2 separate regions of the Homo sapiens genome follow, and region 2 is linked to region 1. Evidence: read pairs that join two places in POLR2A ChIA-PET (ENCODE). Cell type or tissue: Panc1. All regions are shown on one strand. Links, peaks and the distances in the headings refer to the core of each region. The heading gives the core; the rest is flanking DNA. Region 1 has its middle 46 kb from the start of RNF135. Region 2 overlaps NF1 (neurofibromin 1).

Region 1 (5,381 bases), core at 314-5,313:
AACCATGACGAGGTACAACTTCATACACACTAGGGGGGCTACAATTTTTTTAAAGGAAAATAACAAGCGACAGACGAATAAAGAAACTTCCAGTGGAAAACAACAGTCATGACAGACCAAAATCAGGATGCCATCAGCAATACTCTGAACCTACACTGTCCAAAATGGTATCCACCAACCACATGGGACCTTTGAGTACTTCAAATGTGGCTAGTCCACATTGAGGCAAGCTGCAAAAGAAACCACTGATTTTTCTTAACATAAAATGAGAAAACCACTGATTTTTCAAAGACATAGTAAATATGTATATATACATAAATAAGTAGCTCAATATTTTTATACTACCATGTTGAAAATATTTTTGATATATTGAATTAAATAACATATATTATGCTTAATTTTCAGCATAATAAATTATGCTTATTATGCATAATATAACTATATTGTATTACGGGTCTTGCTATGTTGCCCAGTGTGGTCACAGACTCCTGGCCTCAAGTTATCCTCCCATCTCAGCCTCCCGAGTAGCTGGATTACAGGTGCAAGCCACCATGCCCAGTTTATTATGCTTAATGTCATCTGTTTCTTTTTACTTATCTTAATGTGGATACTAGGAAATTTAAAATTACAGATGAACTCCCATTTGTGGCTTACATTATATTTCTACTCAACAGTACAAATCTAAACCTAGAAGATAATGGAGCAATGTATTCAACATTTGGAGATAAAGTGCTATTTCATCTAGAAGCCTGTACTCAAACCATACCAACAGATAAGAAACCAAAATATATTTTCTGATAAGATCTCAACTTTCTCCCCATCTTTGTATTATTTCTCAAAATGACAACAGAAGATAGGGTTCACCAAATCAAGAGAGTCACTAAATCTAGAAGAGACAAAGGAAATTGCCAACATAACAATAAAGGCAAGTCCCAGGACAACTGCACAGCAGGTCTTAGAGAACCATCACACCAGACTGAAGAAAGAGAACACAGACCCCCAGGAGGGGTATCTCCAAGAAGAAACAAAGCCAATGGAATACTGACAGAATTGAATATATGGAGAAAAGATCTTTAGTTCTGTAGGAGAGTTTGAGGATTATGACATGTAATTTCTCATTTCTAGCTAGGAGATAAATAGAAAACTAAACAAAAGGGAAAAGTAGCTACTAACTTCAGAAAAAACAAAAGCTGTCAAGAAAGAAAATATAATTCTTGTACCCATGTGACCCAACTATGGATATTTACATAATCATAATAATGTAAACATGGAACAATGGTTTAATCAAAAAGGTTCCTATAATTATATTGGAAGATTAAAGAAAGGAAGGGGCTTGTGAGTGTCATGGGAATGGGGATGACGAATACCAATTTTAAAAGCTGAACCACTGGGCTGGGCATCATACCCCATGCCTGTAATCCAAATACTTTGGGAGGCAAAGGAGGGAGAATCACTTGGGCCCAGGAATTCAAAACCAGACTGGGCAATATAGGAAGACCCCATCTCTACAGAAAATTACCAAAAAAAAAAAAAAAATTAGTTTGGCATGGTGGCATGCACCTGTAGTTACAGCTACTCAGGAGGGTGAGGTGGGAGGATCCGTTGAGTCCAGGAGTTTGAGGCTGCAGTGAGCTATGATTATGCCACTGCACTCCAGCCTGAGCAACAGAGTGAGACTGTCTCTAATTTTAAAAGAATTTTTAATAAAAAATAAAGCTGAATTATCTTCTATGTAGGAAATTCGAAAATATCTAAAACTAGGCTGGGCGCAGTGGCTCACATCTGTAATCCTAGCACTTTCGGAGGCCGAGTCAGGCAGATCACTTGAGGTCAGGGGTTCGAGACGAGCCTAGCCAACATGGTGAAATTCTGTCTCTACTAAAAGTACAAAAATTAGCTGGGCATGGTGGTGGGCACCTGCATTCCCAGCTACTCGGGAGGCTGAGGCAGGAGAATTGCTTGAACCCAAGAGGCAGAGATTGCAGTGAGCCAAGATGGTGCCACTACACTCCAGCCTGGGTGACAGTGCAAGACTCTGTCTCAAAAAAAAAAAAAAAAATTACATAAAACTGAAAAAAGAAAACTGTGATGGTATAAAATAAGGAACATATCTAGAAACAGATGAAAATACCAGAATAAACAGCCAAAGTTATTAGAGCAGTTGCCTTGAGGATGGGAATCAGGAATGAGAAAGGACCAGGGACCTTGCTGTTTTCCATAAAACCTTTATAGTATCATTTGCCTTTTTTAAATGGTGCATATACTCCTATGATTAAAATAAAATTTAAAAGAAAGAAACCCTCTACATAAAGGCAAAAAGAATGCCTATTCAGTGTAATCAAAATTCTGATTTCTGGTTTTATAATTGGTCTAAAGTGGTGAATTAATACCTTTATTTAATTGAAAAAAGTTGGGGGGACTGCTCTACTGTGAGCCAGTTTCATTTTGTTCTTCATAGAATTTTAGGGATACCTCATCTTTCAAAACCTGTCTATAAACCAAAGCACATTCCCACTGGGCTTTTCTTTACACCTTTTGTGAAGACCAAATTATAGCATAGATGAAACTCAGATCATTTCCCACGATTCTTTTCAAAGACTATATCAAGTAATATTAATTATATGTTTCATTTCAAACTAATCGTTTAAACCTACAGGTCATAATGCTGATTCCACTTTGGATCGAGCATATTCTTCACAGTATCTATAGAATGGCATTGCCCAGATCCATCAACCACCACCTTAGCAAATGGATCAGGAAGTCCTGTGAAAAAGATTTTTGAAATTAATAATTTGACATGTGAGATAGATTATACAAACATTCCATTTGCTACAAAAGATTATTCCATTATTTTTAAAAAAGTTTAACAGCTATAAATGAATATTCCATTTTTTTAAAAAAGACTAAAAGTTACTTCTATATAAAACACCAAAACTATACTTGTCTCGTTTCTGCCTCAAAATGTTCCCAGTTTAAACTACCAAAATCTAGAGACTAATTCATAAGGTGGAAGTTTTTGTAAGTTGTTACCAGCCCTCTGACCCCAGGAAGGTGAATTCTTGTAACCATTCATGGCTTTTTCTTTCCAAATGTCTCCCTCAGTAGCTCATTTAAAGGAGAGCTTATTAGAGGTTTTTATACAGGAACACAGGCTACAGAGAAATCAAATTAGAAAATGGGTTTTGCTGAATAACTACCAAGAAAAATGAGACCGAAACAAAAGATGTAACACTCTGGCTTAAAAGAGCTTACTATCTAAGTGGAAAGATTAAAAAATACTATACGCAAAACAAAAACAAAAACCAGAAACAAAAATACCTGAGAATAAACAAGTGCTTAGTGATACTGATTATAATGTAAACGCATATCACTATGTTAGGTACTATTCTAAATACTTTACATTCATCCTTAATCCTTACAATAACCCTCTAAGGTAGATATTATTATTTTCCCTATTTTACTGATGAGGAAACTAAGGCACAAGGGGGTCAATTAAGTAGCCCAAGGTCACACAGTAGTAAGTGGCAGAGCCAGGGTCTAAAGTATAGATGCTAAACCCATCTGGCTCTCGACTTCATGATCTTAACCACTATGCTGGATTTTACCTCTCATTTACTACATGGTTCAACAGTGAGTACAAGTAAGAGCTCAGAAAATCAGGAGAACAACTTGAATCTGAACAGTAAAGAAAGGGCTTTAGGGGAGAGGGGAACTCATCTGGGCTTTAAAGCAGGGGTCTCCAACCCCTGGACCATGGGCCGGTACAAGTTTGTGGCCTGTTACAACCGGGCCACACAGCAGGAGGTGAGCAGCAGGAGAGCAAGCATTATGGCCTGAGCTCCACCTTCTGTCAGATCAGCAGCAGCATTAGATGCTCATAGGAGCTGGAACCCTATTGTGAACTGCGCGTGCAAGGGATCTAGGTTGTGCGCTCCTTACAAGAATCTAATGCCTGATGATCTGAGATGGAACAGTTTCATCCCAACACATCCCCTGCTCCCCACATCCTTGGAAAAACTGTCTTGCACAAAACCAGTCCCTGTGCCAAAAAGGTTGGGGACTGCTGCTTTAAATACATACAGGAAAAGGAGGACTTTCCTAGCAATGGAAGAGCGCCAACGAGGGTATGACAATGTAGTATTTAAAAGACTTTGAAGAGTCTAACCAAAGAGTTTGTGCTAAGGTGTAAAAGTAAATACTGTTGGAAATATGCATGAGCCAGTAAGAGGAGCTTAGAAGTCAGACAATAGGGCTTGGACTGATTGAGGTAGATAACAGGGAGCCATTTCAGGTTCTTGAGCATGGCTGTAATTACAGTCATATTTTCCTATCAGTGGTATTCAGGGCCCACTAGGAGAAAGAAAGATTAGAGGCGACCATATATGAAGCTGTTGTAATCATCCAACAGTAGGATGAAAAGACCCTGAACGAGGAAAGTCATATGGAAAGGGAAAGGAAATGAAAATTAAGAGAGCTATTCTGAAAGATCTAATACAAATCAATAAGAAACTTGTATCAAAGATGACAATACAGTTTTCGGCCCAAAGCCATAATGAAAATGATTTTTTTGACAAAAATTTAAAAGGTGGAACTAAAAATGTTAGACAAAAATGACACTTCACATGTTAGACATATTGGAATACAGTAGATTTCCTGTGGACAGCTGAAAATAGTACAACAAAACAGTGTTAAGTGTTGGTGACTGGAGAAATTTTGCATGTTGGTATCAATGCTAATTTTTTTAAGATACTAATTTGCCAAGGTTCAAGGACAGACAAATCACCTATCAGTTCCCCAATTCTATGATTCTGTGATCTATCACCTTCAAATAATAAAGGAAGACCAAAACTTAAGGGTTATGTTTCAAACAAACTTGGTAAGTTAGGGTATTAAATCTATTTGACTATATTGTTCTTGAAGCTGAGTGTTATGCATAGTATTTCAATAACACCTAACCATTTATAAATGTGTTCAATGGAAGAATGTTTTTACCTCCACCCTCAATTCATGAAGTATTTCCTCCTGGGAAGTATTTACTCCATCTTGTTACTTCCGCTCTACTACTTAAACATATAAATTTATGTTTATAAGCAAAAACAAAAAATCACATTTCTATACTTTCCCTTTGGGTGTTATTAAACTAGTTGAAGAATTAAATCTCTCTGCTGGTTTCTTGCTTTTTTAAAAAATTAAAATAAAAAGAATTAAAAATTAGTCAGGCACAGTGGCTCATGCCTGTAATCCCAGCACTTTGGGAGGCTGAGGCGAAAGGATCACTTGAGCCCAGGAGTTTGAGACCAGCCTGGGCAACACAGTAAGACCCCACCTCTACAAAAAAAATTTAAAAGTTAGCCAAGGGTGGTGGCATACGTCTGTAGTCT
Region 2 (5,381 bases), core at 153-5,152, 85 kb before region 1:
GTAAAAAATAAGGCATTCTTACTACTGTATTATATGACTTAAACTTTTGTTTAAGGACAAAATGTTTGGTTGGGTGCAGTGGCCGGTACCCAAATAAAAAACGAAAAACAAAAATACTTTCTCCATATTAAAAAAAAAAATTTTTTTTGAGACAGGGTCTCACCCAGGCCAGAGTGCAGTGGTGCAATCATGCCTCACTGCAGCCTTAATTTCCTGGGCTCAAGCAATCCTGACTCAGCCTCCCAAGTAGCATATACTACCACACTTGGCTAATTTGTCTGTTTTTTTTCTTTTCTTTACTTTCAACCAATGCACACTGGCTGATTTTTTTTTTATTTGTTTTTTTTACTTTTTGTAGAGATGGGGTCTCACTCTGTTGCCCAGGCTGGTCTCAAACTCTGAGGCCCAAGTGATCCTCCCACCTCAGCCCCCCAAAAAGCTTGAATTATAGGCATGAGCCACCGCACCCAGCCAAAACATTTTTTAAAAGCAGACTTAAGGCCAGGTGCAGTGGCTTGCATCTGTAATCCCAGCACTTTGGGAGGCTGAGGCAGGTGTTTGAGGCCAGCCTGGCCAACATGGCAAAACCCCGTCTATAGTAAAAATACAAAAATAGGGCCAGGCACGGTGGTTCAAGCCTGTGATCCCAGCACTTTGGGAGGCTGAAGCGGGCGGATCACCTCAGGTCAGGAGTTCAAGACCAGCCTAGCCAACATGGTAAAACCCTGCCTCTACTAAAAATACAAAAAAATTAGCTGGGTGTGGTGGCACACGCCTGTAATCCCAGCTACTTGGGAGGCTGAGGCAGGAGAATCACTTGAACCCGGGAGGCAGAGGTTGCAGTGAGCCAAAATTGTACCACTACACTCCAGCCTAGGCGAGAAAGCGAGAACTTGTCTCAAAATAATAATAATAATAAAGCAGATTTGAGAAAAGAATCTAATTTCCTAATGGTTAAAAAGTCAAATAAAAAGAGTAGGGCAAAAAACAGGAACATTTAAAATAAAATGTAACAATATTAGACCAGCACCACAGCTTATGCCTATAATCCCAGCACTTTGGGAGGCTGAGGCAGGTGGATTGTTTGAGGTCAGTAGTTTGAGACCAGCTAACATGGCGAACCCTTGTCTCTTTTAAAAATACAAAAATTAGCCAGGTGTGGTAGTACGTGCCTGTAATGCCAGCTACTTGGGAGGCTGAGGCAGGAGAATCGCTTGAACCCAGAAGGTGGAGCTTGCAGTGAGCTGAGATCGTGCCACTGCACTCCAACCTGGGCAATAGAGCGAGACTCTATCTCAAAAAAAAAAAAATGAAGAAGAAGAAAAAAGAGAACTTGTCAATGGATACTAAAGTAAGGTATATATTGGCCAAGGTACATACAAAGGAATATCCAGAGACTAGTCACGCTCTCTTTTTTTTTTTTTGGAAGACAGGGTCTCACTCTGTCACCGAAGCTGGAGTACAGTGGCACAATCATGGCTCACTGTATGCTTGAACTCCTGGGTTCAAGTGATCTTCCTGCCTCAGCCTCCTGAGTAGCTGCGACTACAGGCACATGCCACCACACCCAACTAATTTTTTTTAGAGACAGCATCTCACTATGTTGCACAGCCTGGTCTTGAATTCAAGGCCTCAAGCAGTCCTCCCACATGGGCCTCCCAAAGTGCTGGGATTACAAGCATCAGCTACCGCACCTGGCCTACTCTCCCTTATTTAATGAAAACACAATAATCAGTAATAAGCTACACTGCACTCTAGCCTGAGTGACAGAGCAAGACTCTGTCACACACACAAAAAATAATAATAATAATAAGCTATAAAGAAAACATATAAATCTTATATTAGAAAAATTTTAGACTTTTCAAAGTGCTTCACATTCATATTCTATCACACCATTGCAAAATATCCTAACAGTAAGTGACAAATCCAAAATTACAAAAGTAGTTGATCAGATCTGAAACCTGATTCAAAAAACATGTTTGCTCTATGGGAGGAAATATAAATATGTATAAATTCCTTCTTTATGCTAATTTTCTTACTCATTCCTAGTTAAAATATCACTTATCAGACCTAGGCTATTGCAAACATGGAAGTAAAATTCAGTAAAACAAAGCCAAAAGTACCACTTTTTTTATTTAGCCAGTCTACCCTTCAACCAGGAATCATATGAAAAACATTCCATCAATGTTCTGTGTGTTTAAGACTGTGCTGGGCACTGGGGTGACTAGAAGAGAATTCAAATAGCGTTCTTTGCTTTTCAGAAAGTATGCACTCCATTTGATAAAAAGACAAGAAAAAAAGAAAACAAAGCCAAGCTGTGTTCAAACAATCCTCCTAAAGGAAGAAAACTTACTGTGTGGTTCTGTAAAACTCCAGGTAACAAGGATACCAAGAAGTGAGATAGCAGAGTTTAGTCTGAAACAACCTCATGGGGAAAAAAAAAAAATGAAATCTGAGCTGAACATTGAAGGATGGACAGGAATTAGAAAAGCACAAAGGAGGAATTAAAGCATTCAGGCAGAGACTGGCAGAAATAAAGGCCAAGAAGTGGGAAGAAGCATGATACACACAGAAGAGACTGAGGTGACCTGCCTGGAACATAGGTGCATGCAGAGGCATAATGGGAAAGAGTTTGGTAAATCAAGTGGGGTCAGCTCCCAATAGACTGCTGGGTCACAGAGACATGCTGTTAGAATATTAAAATCATCGAATATTTAAACTTGAAAGAATCTAAAAGATTTTCTAGCCATTTCTTTTTCAACAGATGAGGAAATCAAGGATCTATAGGAAAGCTAATGGCTAGGATAGGGACAAAGGCACTGAATAGCAGAACAAAACTAAGACCCCCGCTAAGGAACTCCAATTCAGTAGAAAAGTATTGTGTCTTGGGAACTGGAAGAGATTGGTTTCCGGGGGGAGTGGAACATCACAGTGGCATTACAACTAAGCAATGACCACTATGTTTTGCCAGAAGTAATCACTTTCAAGAAAACAGCAATCAAGCAGAGGCAGGAGCTACTTTTCAGAGTTATAAAGGAAATGGGTGGATAAACAGTAGAGGCGGTGAGTATCTGGCAACAACAACAACAAAAAAGACTGGTCCACAGAGAGAGAGCTGCAGGACCAAGTAAACGTCTGATTTCCAAGAGAAAGGAAATCTTAGCCTGAAAAGTGAAAAGAAAGCAGCCAACATAAAGACTAAATTAGTTCCCAGACAGATAAGGTGGAAAGTGTAAGGGAGTGCAGAGAACTGAGGAACAGCTGGAAGAAATCTTTCTAAAGGATGAATTCCGGGCCGGGCACGGTGGCTCATGCCTGTAATCCCAGCACTTTGGGAAGTCAAGGCAGGTGGATCACGACATCAAGAAATTCAGACCCATCCTGGCTAGCACGGTGAAACCCTGTCTCTACTAAAAATACAAAATTAGCTGGGCGTGGTGGCATGCGCCTGTAGTCCCAGCTACTTGGGAGGCTGAGGCAGGAGAATCGCTTGAACCCAGGAGGCAGACGTTGCAGTGAGCTGAGATCGCGCCACTGCACTCCAGCCTGGGCGACAGAGTGAGACTCCATCTCAAAATAAATAAATAAATAAAAATTTAAAATAACAATAATAATAAATTAAAAAATTCCGAAGCAAAGAATAAGCATTATTGTGCTCGATTCAGCACCACATATACTAAAATTGGAAGAATAAGCATTATTTCTCACTCACCATAAAGAATTCGTCACCATAAAAGAGTACTCATTTTCAACTACTATAAGGCCTTATAAAAATTACACACCAGGCTTGAAGAATGAGGCTAGGAGATATTTTTTAAATCCAAAAAGCTTCAGTTTTGCAAATCTATTTGTCTAATCAGTATGTGGTTTGTAATTTCGAAGATACTTGCCAATCATTTTATACTGTGAATCACTCACCGCATATTCAACGTACATTCAGATGAACACTCAATGTATGAGAACAACAAATATGCTACTACAACCTCTAAAATCAGAGTTTATTCCATAACATATTCTTTAAATTGGGTTTTTTGGCTTTTATGTACTACTTTTGCTTGATCAGATATGGAAAATATAATTGCTTTAAATGAACATATTTACAACAAATCATTTTGGGATGGAGTTCTTTTTAATTCTTTTTTTTTTTTTTTTAGTTCAAATATCCATAGTTTTCCCATACTTCCCTTCAGAAATAAAGCTCTACAGGAACCAGTGGGGCATACAGAACTAGGGGAGATACACAGAAGGTTCTAATTTGCTTAGAAACTGGGTTAATGAACCACAATTAAAAGCTACACATGGCCGGGCGTGGTGGCTCACGCCTGTAATCCCAGCACTTTGGGAGGCCAAGGCAGGTGGATCACCTGAAGCCAGGAGTTGGAGACCAGCCTGGCCAACACGGTGAAACCCCCGTCTCTACTAAAAATACAAAAATTAGGCAGGCGTGGTGGTGGGCGCCTGTAATCCCAGCTACTTGGGAGGCTGAGGCAGGAGAATGGCTTGAACCCAGGAGGCAGAGGTTGCAGTATGCTGAGATCTCCCCATTGCACTCCAGCCTAGGAGACAAGAGCGAAACTCTGTCTCAAAAAAAAAAAAAAAAAAGCTACACACCTACAATTTGTCAGTTTCAATTAGAAACTTGCTATTTGGCACCACGAAGGCAGGTTAAGGAGAGATGTAAGATTTAACTGATAACATTCAGCTTTCTGGCTGTCCACCTGTGCAACTGTCATTTCCCTAACCAAGGAGGTGATTACTTCTAAAATTGGTAATACTCATTCAACTTAGACCCTAAATACTAGGTTTAGCTGCAATATTATCAGGTTAAGGAATTTTATATTACCCACAAGAATGTGAGCTCAAAATGTCAATATGGCACACATCCACTTCTTTTAACTGAGTCTACTGCACTAAGTTGCTAAGCGATACCCATCAGAGTGCAATATGTCTGTAATCAGCAGTGGCTAGAAATGCATTTCTGCTTTAATCACACCGAATATTAGAAATCCAACCAAAACAGCAATCATAAACAGAGTTGCCATCTTTAGACATGCACATGCTCCCTGGGGGCGTTAAGTGGTCCAACAGGCAAACTCTTAGCTGTAATAAGAAGGAAAGCTTAACTCCCCCTGGGCCCAGTAAAGCAAAGTACAGATAATATAATCCAAAATTCAAAAGTTTTATAAACAGTTGAAACTATTAAGATTCTTTTTTTTTTTTTTTTTTTCTGAGATGGAGTCTCGCTCTGTCACCCAGGCTGGAGTGCAGTGGCGCAATCTCGGCTCACCGCAAGCTCCACCTCCCAGGTTCAGGCCATTCTCCTGCCTCAGCCTCCCAAGTAGCTGGGACTACAGGCACCCACCACCACACCCAGCTAATTT

What was found. Peaks named below come from ENCODE experiments on the same cell type or tissue, not always from the same donor. Only the 100,000 strongest peaks of a DNase experiment are listed, where the experiment ranks them.
Region 2: POLR2A ChIA-PET joins it to region 1 with 6 read pairs; 9 of 35 experiments call an interaction of 5 or more read pairs at or near these places.

Annotation. Positions count from the first base shown.
Region 1 is chr17:31,014,277-31,019,657 of GRCh38, reverse strand. It overlaps the pseudogene LOC107984974. Among named protein-coding and RNA genes, the nearest start is that of RNF135, 46 kb to the right of the region's middle. In Panc1, for the core only: CTCF peaks have their summits at 3,612 and 3,819 (motif pointing left); no DNase peak of the experiment used is centred there.
Region 2 is chr17:31,098,780-31,104,160 of GRCh38, reverse strand. All of the region lies in intron 1 of NF1 (neurofibromin 1), which reads right to left. Among named protein-coding and RNA genes, the nearest start is that of MIR4733HG, 6.0 kb to the right of the region's middle. RefSeq lists a silencer at 317-498. In Panc1, for the core only: no CTCF peak of the experiment used is centred there; no DNase peak of the experiment used is centred there; H3K27ac peaks cover 450 bases.